Regions from separate parts of the Homo sapiens genome. Here region 1 is linked to region 2. Evidence: read pairs that join two places in POLR2A ChIA-PET (ENCODE). Cell type or tissue: Panc1. All regions are shown on one strand. Each heading gives the region's core, and the rest is flanking DNA. Links, peaks and the distances in the headings are about the cores only.

Region 1 (5,384 bases), core at 116-5,115, 140 kb after region 2:
CTTCCTCCGTCGTCCCTCCATGCGTGCGGCCATCTTTTCAGGAAAGGCATCTGTGCTTTTTCCTGTTGGTCAGCGGGTGACTCCTTCCTCCGTCGTCCCACCATGCGTGCGGCCATCTTTTGTTGCGTGCCTACACTGTCGATGTCAGGCTGGGGACACACAGGACCGACCGAGCATGGTGAGATCTAGAATTTATGCCTCATTCAGTTAATGTTCTTTAGATATTTGTTCAACATTTATTTGGTAAGAAGTGGGTAAAAGTTTCCACTGATAAAGACCTTACACTTTCTCAGTAACCTATGTACCAGCTGTCCTTTCGCTCACATCTTTGAGCTTTTCTCCCTGTATTAGTCAGGGTTCTCTAGAGGGACAGAGCTCATAGGATAAATGTATATGAAGGGGAGTTTATTAGGAGACTTGACTCACACGATCACAGGTGAAGTCCCACAGTAGGCCGAATGCAAGCTGAGGAGCCAGGAAGCCAGTCCAAGTCCCCAAACCTCAAATGTAGGGAAGCTGACAACACAGCCGTGTCTGTGGCCAAAGGCCCAGGAGCCCCGGGCAAACCACTGGTGTTAAGTCCAAGAGTCCCAGAGCTGAAGAGCTTGGAGTCTGATGTTTGAGGGCAGGAAGCATCCAGCACGGGAGAAAGATGGAGGCTGAGGCCGTAAGACTCAGCCGGTCCAGTCCTTCCACGTTCCCCTGCCTGCTTTTATTCTGGCCGTGCTGGCAGCTGATTAGACGGTGCCCACCAGGATTGAGGGTGAGTCTGCCTTTCCCAGCCCACTGACTCAAATGTTAATCTCCGTTGGCAACGTCCTCACAGACACACCCAGGATCAATATTTTGCATCCTTCAATCCAATCAAGTTGACACTCAATATTAACCATCACACTCCCCAGCTCAAAAAAGCAGAGAAAGAACACAACTCGACTTTCTCAGGAGTGTTTGTGAGCAGAACTTGCTTAGGATTGCAGGGGTACGGTGGTTTCTAGGTCCACAGCACCTCCGGAGAAATTTCCATTATCTTTCCTCCTGCCACGCCTCCCTTCCAGCCTCAGGAAGACGGGCCTCCCACCTCTCAACCCCACTGTTCAGTCTTCCCAGCTCCTCCTTTCTGGATTTCCCTCAGGTCTCCTCCCGTCCCCTCCGTAATGCAGGGCAGCTCAGCTCTGTCCTCCCAGCTCCTGTCTTCAAGCTTGAGCAGCTCCCTCCAGCATCTCCAGGTCATCAGACACCACCTTAGAAAGTTGTGGGGATATTTTTAAAATGGATTTTTCTTTTGTAAGTTCAAGTTTAAGGGAGTCGGATTACTCGCTAGTTTTTCTATTTCTGCGTAACAAATTATCACCATTTTAGTAACTTAAAACAACACAAAGGCATTTTCTCCACTTTCTTCTTTTTCTTTTTTCTTTTTTTTTTGTTTTTGTTTGAGACGGCGTCTCACTCTGTCACCAGGCTGGAGTGCAGTGGCACCATCTCGGCTCACTGCAACCTCCACCTCCCAGGTTCAAGTGATTCTCCTGCCTCAGCCTCCCGAGTAGCTGGGATTACAGGCACCCACCACCATGCCCAGCTAATTTTTGTATTTCTGGTGGAGACAGGGTTTCACCATGTTGGCTAGGCTGGTGTCAAACTCCTGACCTCAGGTGATCCACCTGTCTCGGCCTCCCAGAGTGCTGGGATTCCAGGCATGAGCCACCATGCCCGGCCCTCTCTCCACTTTCTATGGGGTCAGTTGGGTCCTCTGCCCCTTGCACCTCCAGGCCAAAATTAAGGCGTCGCCCAGAGCTGTGATCTCATCTGAGGCACAAGGGTCTCTTCCAGGGTTGTTCTGGTTGTTGATTTGTCAACGATCAGTTGTAGGGCCGAGGCCCTCACCCCTTCCAGAAGTCACCACCCTTCCCAGGTGGCCCACATGGGCCAGTCTGCATCCTTCCACTCCTGCTTCTGCTCGCTCCTCTCAGGGCTCACCTGATGAGGTCAGGCCCACCAGAGGAGCCCAGGAGCCAGTGTGTGCTGGAGTCGACGTGCATTGGCTCCCGGAGTGGAAAGCTGCACTGCCAGGAGCTTTGCTGTTAGATACAGACATTGCTGAAAAGTAAATGATACGCACTTACAATGAAATAAAGCTTACTTAAAACATAGGTAATAAATACTCGAAGCCATTACTTTCTAATTATTTTACTACATTTTACATCGCCTGCATTCCTGAGATCACTGACATCAGCTGTATCTGTAGGGGTAAAAGCTGTAATGGGCTACCACGGTCTCTTCCTAGCACCATGCTCAGTGACTTTTTGTGTGTGGCTCCAAGTTGGCCATGAGGGGGGCATTTACACCACAGAAATTGGCAAATGCTACAAATGCGGCTGGGTTGTTGCTTTATTGACTGTCTAGATTTAATGAAGTTATGGGAAAATATGAGTAATGTAGATTAAATTTAAACGTGTGTTGTGGCTGTAACCATTACATTGTGAATACTACCAAAAATCAGGGAAATGTTCTTCCAGTATTAGAAAGTGACTCAGGAGAGGCACTCATGTCATTGATGAAGTGACGTTCCAATGTCTTTGTGATTTCAATTACCTTTTACTTATTAACATAAATGAAAGTATGAACCACGTTCAACTCAGAACTGCACTGTTCATTAATAATGTGAGGAAGCTCTCAGCTGGGTCAGATGATAATCAGGCATTTATACAAAGCCTGTTTTTGTGACACCATTATTGGTGATACAATTATAAAAATGGAGAGTGGCCCAGGTGCAGTGGCTCACGGCTGTAATCCCGGCACTTTGGGAGACTGAGGTGGGCAGATCACTGGAGGTCAGGAGTTTGAGAGCAGCCTGGCCAACATGGCGAAACCCCGTCTCTACTAAAACTACAAAAATTAGTCAGGTGTGGTGGTGTGCACCTGTAATCCCAGCTACTTGGGAGGCTGAGGCAGGAGAATTGCTTGAACCCCGGGGCCAGAGGTTGCAGTGAGCCAAGATCGTGCCACTGCACTCCAGCCTGGGTGACAGAGTGGGGCTCCGTCTCAAAACCAAACAAAAAACTGAGAGTGGATTTTGTAAGAAATAGCAAGTCACACTGGAGTGATAGGTACAAAACAAAAAACAGATAAGAATTTTAGCTTAAAATATATGTTTTTTGTTTTTTTTTTTTTTGAGACGGAGTCTCAGTTTGTCGCCCAGGCTGGAGTGCAGTGGCGCGATCTTGGCTCACTGCAACCTCTGGCCCGGGGTTCAAGCAATTCTCCTACCTCAGCCTCCCGAGTCGCTGGGACTACAGGCGCCTGCCACCATGCCCGGCTAATTTTTTGTATTTTTAGTAGAGACGGGGTTTCACTGTGTTAGCCAGGATGGTCTTGATCCTCTGACCTCGTGATCCGCCCGCCTCTGCCTCCCAAAGTGCTGGGATTACAGGCGTGAGCCACCATGCCCGCCCTGTTATTTCTAAAATTATATGAAGAAATTACTGATGGAAATTTTTATGTTAAACTCTCAAATAGTAGCATGTATTTTAATAACATAAAATTATTTTTCAAATTTTTATCCCTAACCCACCAAGAAAACAGAATAACTTATGTTTTTTAAGTGTGACGATGGTAAAAACAGACAGAGAAAAGAATCCTGGAGGTGGGGGGGTCAGCCCCCCGCCCAGCCAGCCGCCCCGTCCGGGAGGTGAGGGGTGCCTCTGCCCGGCCGCCCCTGCTGGGAAGTGAGGAGCCCCTCTACCCGGCCACCACCCTGTCTGGGAAGTGTGCCCAGCGGCTCATTGAGAACGGGCCATGATGACAGTGGCGGTTTTGTGGAATAGAAAAGGGGGAAAGGTGGGGAAAAGATTGAGAAATCGGATGGTTGCCGTGTCTGTGTAGAAAGAGGTAGACATGGGAGACTTTTCATTTTGTTCTGTACTAAGAAAAATTCTTCTGCCTTGGGATCCTGTTGATCTGTGACCTTGCCCCCAACCCTGTGCTCTCTGAAACAAGTGCTGTGTCCACTCAGGGTTAAATGGATTAAGGGCAGTGCAAGATGTGCTTTGTTAAACAGATGCTTGAAGGCAGCATGCTCGTTAAGAGTCATCACCACTCCCTAATCTCAAGTACCCAGGGACACAAACACTGCAGAAGGCCGCAGGGTCCTCTGCCTAGGGAAGCCAGAGACCTTTGTTCACTTGTTTATCTGCTGACCTTCCCCCCACTATTGTCCTATGACCCTGCCAAATCCCCCTCTGCGAGAAACACCCAAGAATGATCAATAAAAAAAAAGAAAAAAGAAAAGAATCCTGGTGCCCTTCACTCATGCACTTGCTTATTGACTTGTTACTGTCAGGCAGCCAGGGGTTGCTCTAGGCCTTGGGGTACAGCAGTTTGCAAAATGACAGGGCTCCTGCTCACTGGAGGAGCGTGGCGGGAGAGATGGAGATGAATCACATCTTCACAAAAATACACAGTTGCAGACTGTTAAGTCCAGCTGCTGAAACATACAGGAGCACATGGCAGGGGATGCTGTTGCATGGGGGCTGGGTGGCGTCCCCTTCGCACATGTGTCCCTAAGCCTCAGCCCTTGATTCTGTCCCTTCTGTCTACACTCACTCCCTTGGTGACCTCATCTAGTTTCTTTCTTTCTTTCCTTCTTTCTTTCTTCCTTCCTTTCTTTCTTTTTCTTTCCTTCCTTCCTTCTTTCTTCCTTCCTTCCTTCCTTCCTTCCTTCCTTCCTTTCCTCTTTCTTTCTTTCATTCTTTCAACATTTGAAGGTTATTTTTTTTTCTTTAGCTTTTAAGTTCAAGGGTACCTGTGCAGGATGTGCAGGTTTGTTTCATGGGTAAATGTGTGCCATGGTGGCTTGCTACACAAACCATCCCATCCCCTAGGTAAGAAGCCCGGCATCCATTAGCTATTCCTCCTGATGCTCTCCCTCGCCCTACCTGCCACCACCCTCCAACAGGCCCCAGTGTGTATTGTTGCCCCCCACCCCGTGTCCATGCATTTTCATCATTCAGCTCCCACTTGTAAGTGAGAATACGTGGTATTTGGTTTTCTGTTCCTACATTAGTTTGCTGAGGATAATGGCTTCCAACTCCATCCAGGTCCCTGCAAAAGGACATGATCTCATTCCTTTTGATGGCTGCATAATATTCCATAGTATAAATGTACCACATTTTCTTTATCCAGTCTATCGTCAGTGGTCATTTAGGTTGATTTCATGTCTTTGCTATTGTGAATAGTGCTGCAATGAACATATGTGTGTATGTATCTTTATAATAGAATGATTTATATTCTTTCTTTTTTTTTTTTGAGACGGAGTCTCACTCTGTCACCAGGCTGGAGTGCAGTGGCACGATCTCTGCTCACTGCAACCTCCACCTCCTGGGTTGAAG
Region 2 (5,384 bases), core at 79-5,078:
AAATTTTACAGATTTCTTTTAATGACCAAACTGGTATGAATGTAGAATAAAAGAAAGAAAACTATAAACCCCGTCTCTACTAAAAATACAAAAAATTAGCCAGGCATGGTGGTGGGTGACTGTAGTCCCAGCTACTGGACAGGCTGAGGGAGGAGAATGGCGTGAATCTGGGAGGCGGAGCTTGCAGTAAGCTGAGATCCCACCACTGCACTCCAGCCTGGGTGACAGAGCAGGAATCCGTATCCCCCCCCAAAAAAAAAAAAAAATTACATACTTATAGAAATTAAACAATACAAACTAAAGATTGAAATAATAAAGATATCTAGACTGCTCAATGTAATCTACAGATTAAATGCAATCCCTGTCAAATTTGTAATTAAATTATTGTAGTAATAGAAACAGCAAACCCCATATTATATCAAATTAAGAAACAGTGAAGTACCCAACAATCTTCAAAAAGAGAAGCAATCTCAGAGGCTTCACAGCTCCTGATTTCAAAACACATACAAAGCTAAAGAATTAAAATAATTTGGGATAGATATAAAGCTGAACAGCTAGATTAATAAAATCTGCCAAAAATACAAACTCACACACGGTCACATGAAGAGTTTTAGACACTCATAATTACTGCAGCATTGTTACTGAAAGCAAATAAATGCAACACAGATTTCTCTCACCAAATTGATAAATTTGAAATATTAAAATGAAATATTACTCAGTTTGTAAAAAGCAAAAATTAAGTACAGTAAAGATAAACCTTGATGACATTAACACAAAATAAGTCATGAAGAGACAGAAACTGTATGAATCAACTTACATCAGATATCTAAAGTGGTCTGACTTTAAAATAAAAAGCAGAATTGTTTTTGTAAAGGGCCAGAAAATAGAAAAAGTAGGTAGTTGTTTAATGTGTACTGAGTGTTAGCTTTGCAAGATAAACATATTCTAAAGATAGAGTGCATAACAACGTTAATATGACTAAGCTGAATATTTAAAAATATATGATTGTAAAGTTTCAGCATTTTTGAAAACAAAAATAATATCTAAAAGAGATAGAGGTATGACAGTTTTGGAAATTATCTTCAAATCACGAAAGTGTTTCTTCCACACACACAAAAGTATAGATTTTCCAATAACATTTTTGTTATTGGAAAAAGACAATATTTTCAATAAATGGTGCTAGGAAAATTATCTACAAGATAATAAAAAAAATAAAACTAGGCTCCTACCTCTTATGATATAAAAAAGTCAATCACAAATAAAGATTTAAATGGGAAACCCAAATAAAGCTATTTGAAGTAAACATACAGGAATGCTTTACCACACAGTACAGAGCAAAGAATCTTAAGACCTCAAAAGCACAGGCAGAAGAAGCAAAAATATGCAAATGGGATTACAACAAAGTAAAAATGCTTTGCATAGCAAAGACAGCAGAGTGAAGAGATAATCTACAGAATGAAGGAAAATATTTGCAAAATATACATATGACAAAAGATAAATTTACAGAATATATAACAAACTTAACAAAAATACCACAATTTGAATATAGGCAAGAGACTTTAAGAGACCTTTTTCAAAAGAAATACAAATAGCCAAAAAGTACATGCAAAGATGCTCAACATCACTAATTGTCAGAGAAATGCAAATCAAAACCACAAGATACCACTTCACTCCAATTAGAATGACTGTAATTAGAAAGACAAAAATATGTTAGTGAGAATGAATAGAAAAGGAAACACATACAGTCGGTAAAATTGTAAGTTAGTAGAGCCATTATAGAAAAAAATAAGTATCACAGGATAACATATGTTTAAACCATCAACAAATGGTATTTTAACACTGTTTCTTTGACTCCTTGCCTACACAAATAAACTGTGGACGACCACACACACACAGAAAAAATAATTGAAATTGCTGGATCACATGTTCTATTTTTAATTTTTTAATTAAATGGGATTGCTGGAACATATGTAAGTTCTATTTTCATTGTAGCTAAACAAAATCAGTATGTCAAAGAGAAATCTACACTCCCATGTTTATTACAGCACTGTTTACAATGGCCAAGATATGGAATCAATCCAAGTGTCCAGAACTTGGATGAATAAAGAAAATGTAGTATATATACACAATAAAATAGTATGCATCTACAATACAGAATACAATTTTGATATTTGCCACAACACAAATGAACGTGGAGGCCATTATGTTAAGTGAAATAAAACAGATACACTGAGACAAATACCACATGATCTTACACATATGTGAAATCTAATATAAACATTTATGATGAAGGCTTTATGCAACTAGTCTCGGCAATCAGTTTTTGAATATAACATCAAAGGCTCAGGAAAAAAAATATGGACATACACATGGTACCACATCACTGTATAAAAAATATCTCAAAAATATTCAAGGCAGGGCTTTAATTACATGCTTACACATCTATTTAAAATATCCCAAAAAAGCCGGGCGCGGTTGGCTCATGCCTGTAATCCCAGCACTTTGGGAGGCCGAGGCAGGCACATCACGACGTCAGGAGATCGAGACCGTCCTGGCTAACATGGTGAAACCCCATCTCTACTAAACATACAAAAAATTAGATGGGCATGGTGGCAGGTGCCTGTAGTCCCAACTACTAGGGAGGCTGAGGAAGGAGAATGGCGTGAACCCAGGAGGCGGAGCTTGCAGTGAGCCGAGATTGCACCACTGAACTCCAGCCTGGGCGACAGAGCAAGACTCTGTCTCCAAAAAAAAAAAAAAAAAAAATATATATATATATATATATATATATATATATATATATATCCCAAAAATATTCAAGGCAGGGCTTTAAATACATGTTTACACAAGCATGTTCATTATTATTTACAAAAGACAATTCCTGGAAACACAAATGTCCCTTTAGAGATAAATATCAGATTTTTAAAATGTGACATATACATACAATATTTTATTTTAAAACAAAGATATTCTGACACGTCTCTGTGGAGAAAAAGTTAAATATTACATTTGAACTCAATTGAACATGGACACAAACAATGGTCACCAAGTTCCCAAACAGGTTGTGTGAGCCCCTTGACGTCTTCAGCCAGCACTGTTTTGAAGAAATCTCTATTTCAATCTATTCCTATACGTTAGTTATTGAAAAAGAATAGACAATCACAAAAACAAGTTGACCATTTTGTGTTCCTTGAGCCCAGTTCACGAAATGCCCTAGTGATGGGACCTCGTGCCAAACAACTCATTACAAAAATAGCTAGGGTCTCATAGCATGACGAAGCTTCATGAGACCCCTCCTCGTCTGTGCACAGATGGTGGCTGACTCTGGAGCCCAGGCTGTTGCTTCCCAGTCTGGTGGTGAATTCTCCATAGTCTGGTGAATGTAAATATATATACCCTTTCTCCCTTCTCCACTTCCCACTGCAATTTGGTTATTACATTTGCTTATTTTATTCTTATTCTGCATTGCTATTTACGTGAAATAAAGGTTGTTTATCCTTAAAGGTATTGTGTGTGTGTCTTCTTCTCCCCTAACGCATTTCCTGCACAGAACATTTTGGGTGTCAGGAACAGGATCCAAAAGCGAAAACGTGCCATTTTTCAGCCACGAGGACTGGGCTGGGAGGTTGGGGGCTTCCCATATCCTGGGATGGGAACTCCCCTAGTTCTCTCCCTTGGCCATTGAGTGGTCCAAGGGAACTGGCCTTTTTGAAAATTGGGAATCTAAATTAGTGCATTTTGAACCATTGGCTGTCTGTGAGGTGCTGCAGGGAATCCCAGTTGGTAAAGGGAATGCTGAGGTAATTTCCCGGTATAGATGGTGCTTGCTTACTGCTTGTAAGTTAATGTGTCAAGATAGGGACTGGTTGCTACACGAGAAATGTAAGCTGGAAAAAAAGTGCTAATCTGACATCCTGACTGGCCCTGGCCAGGCCTGTGTCTTGACTGACCAGGCTGAAAGCTATCAGCCTATTGCTGAAAAAAGCAGCTGTCCAAATAGCCGGTCAGGGTAAAACTGAAGAACTAGTCGGCTGGGGCTTGCAGCAGGTAAAAACCCAGCTCCTATCTCAAGGATGGGAAATTAACCCTAGGAAAATTCAAGAACCTGCAAAAACTGTAAAATTCCTTGGCATCCTCTGAAATACACGGTAATAGTCCATTTTACAAAAGGCTAAGGCTAAAATACTAGAATTTGCAACCCCTACCACTAAAAAGGAGGCCCAGAAATTTATTGGCTTGTTTGGATTGTGGAGACATCATATGCCCCACATGGGTAACATTTTACAACCTCTGCGTGCAGTCACTAGAAAACGCTATGACTTTCACTGGGGACAGAAAGAGAGCGTGGCTTTTCAACAAGCTGAACAAGCGGTGCAACTGACCCCAGATCTATGGCCCATACGAAACAGGCCAGTAGAACTGCAAGTAGCTGTCCTAGATCAACATGCTAATTGGAGTCTTAGGCAGAAACAAGGTGGGAAGAGGGTACCTTTGGGGTTTTGGACCCAGAAACTGCCATAGGCTGGCAAAGCTTATACCCCTTCCAAGAAGCAATTGTTAGCTTTTTATTGGGTTTTGCTGGAAACAGAGGACCTCTGCTTCAACCATGAGGTCTTTATGAGGCCTGAAATTCCTATTATGACTTGGGTCATGAGTTTCCCCAATACTCACCAGATAGGGCACACTCAAGAAAGCAGCATTATAAAATGGAAATGGTATACACAAGATAGGGCTAAGCCAGGACCAAAGGGGATACTGCTTTTGCATAAGGATGTACAAAACTTGCCAGCTCAGAAAACCACTGAGCAAGCCCTTCAGTTAGGGAAGGAAACCTCCCCCATCCAATGGGACAAATCCTTTAAAAAACTAAGCCCAGAGGACCAGAAACATGCCTGGTTTACTAATGGACCACCAAATACACTGGTGGCACTCGACGCTAGAAGGCCGTGGCTTACAGTCCTGTTAGAAAACATAAGCATTTCTGATGAAGGAAAAGGTGGAAGCAGCTAGCTGGTTGAACCAGTAATGGTCCTCTGAGCTATTTAGGAGGAGGCCAGAGGGATTTGTCAGTTGTATACCAACTCTTGGTCAGTAGCAGATGGTCTTACTACCTGGTTGCCCCAATGGCAATGAAACAAATGGTTAATTGGGAATAAAGAGGTTTGGGGAAAAAAATACTGGGAAGATACCTGAATCCTGGCACACACCACCATTATCACTGTTCTCCATGTTGATGCTCATGCATCTCTGTTTTCTCTTGACAGACTATTTAATCAGCTGGCAGATCAACAGGCCAAAATTTCCACCACAACTGCAAACTTGAATGTGGATGAATGGATTACATGTTCAAGCCTGGTAATGAGAGGCATTATAATGGAATAACC

The links. Peaks named below come from ENCODE experiments on the same cell type or tissue, not always from the same donor. Only the 100,000 strongest peaks of a DNase experiment are listed, where the experiment ranks them.
Region 1: POLR2A ChIA-PET joins it to region 2 with 16 read pairs; 2 of 35 experiments call an interaction of 5 or more read pairs at or near these places.

Annotation. Positions count from the first base shown.
Region 1 is chr4:588,675-594,058 of GRCh38, forward strand. LOC124900162 (a long non-coding RNA gene) reads left to right here and starts at 110. Exons shown (of 2, transcript XR_007057986.1): 1 at 110-178. RefSeq lists an enhancer at 1-633. In Panc1, for the core only: no CTCF peak of the experiment used is centred there; no DNase peak of the experiment used is centred there.
Region 2 is chr4:448,192-453,575 of GRCh38, forward strand. The region is part of intron 2 of ZNF721 (zinc finger protein 721); the gene reads right to left. It also overlaps the pseudogene ABCA11P. Among named protein-coding and RNA genes, the nearest start is that of ZNF721, 48 kb to the right of the region's middle. In Panc1, for the core only: no CTCF peak of the experiment used is centred there; no DNase peak of the experiment used is centred there.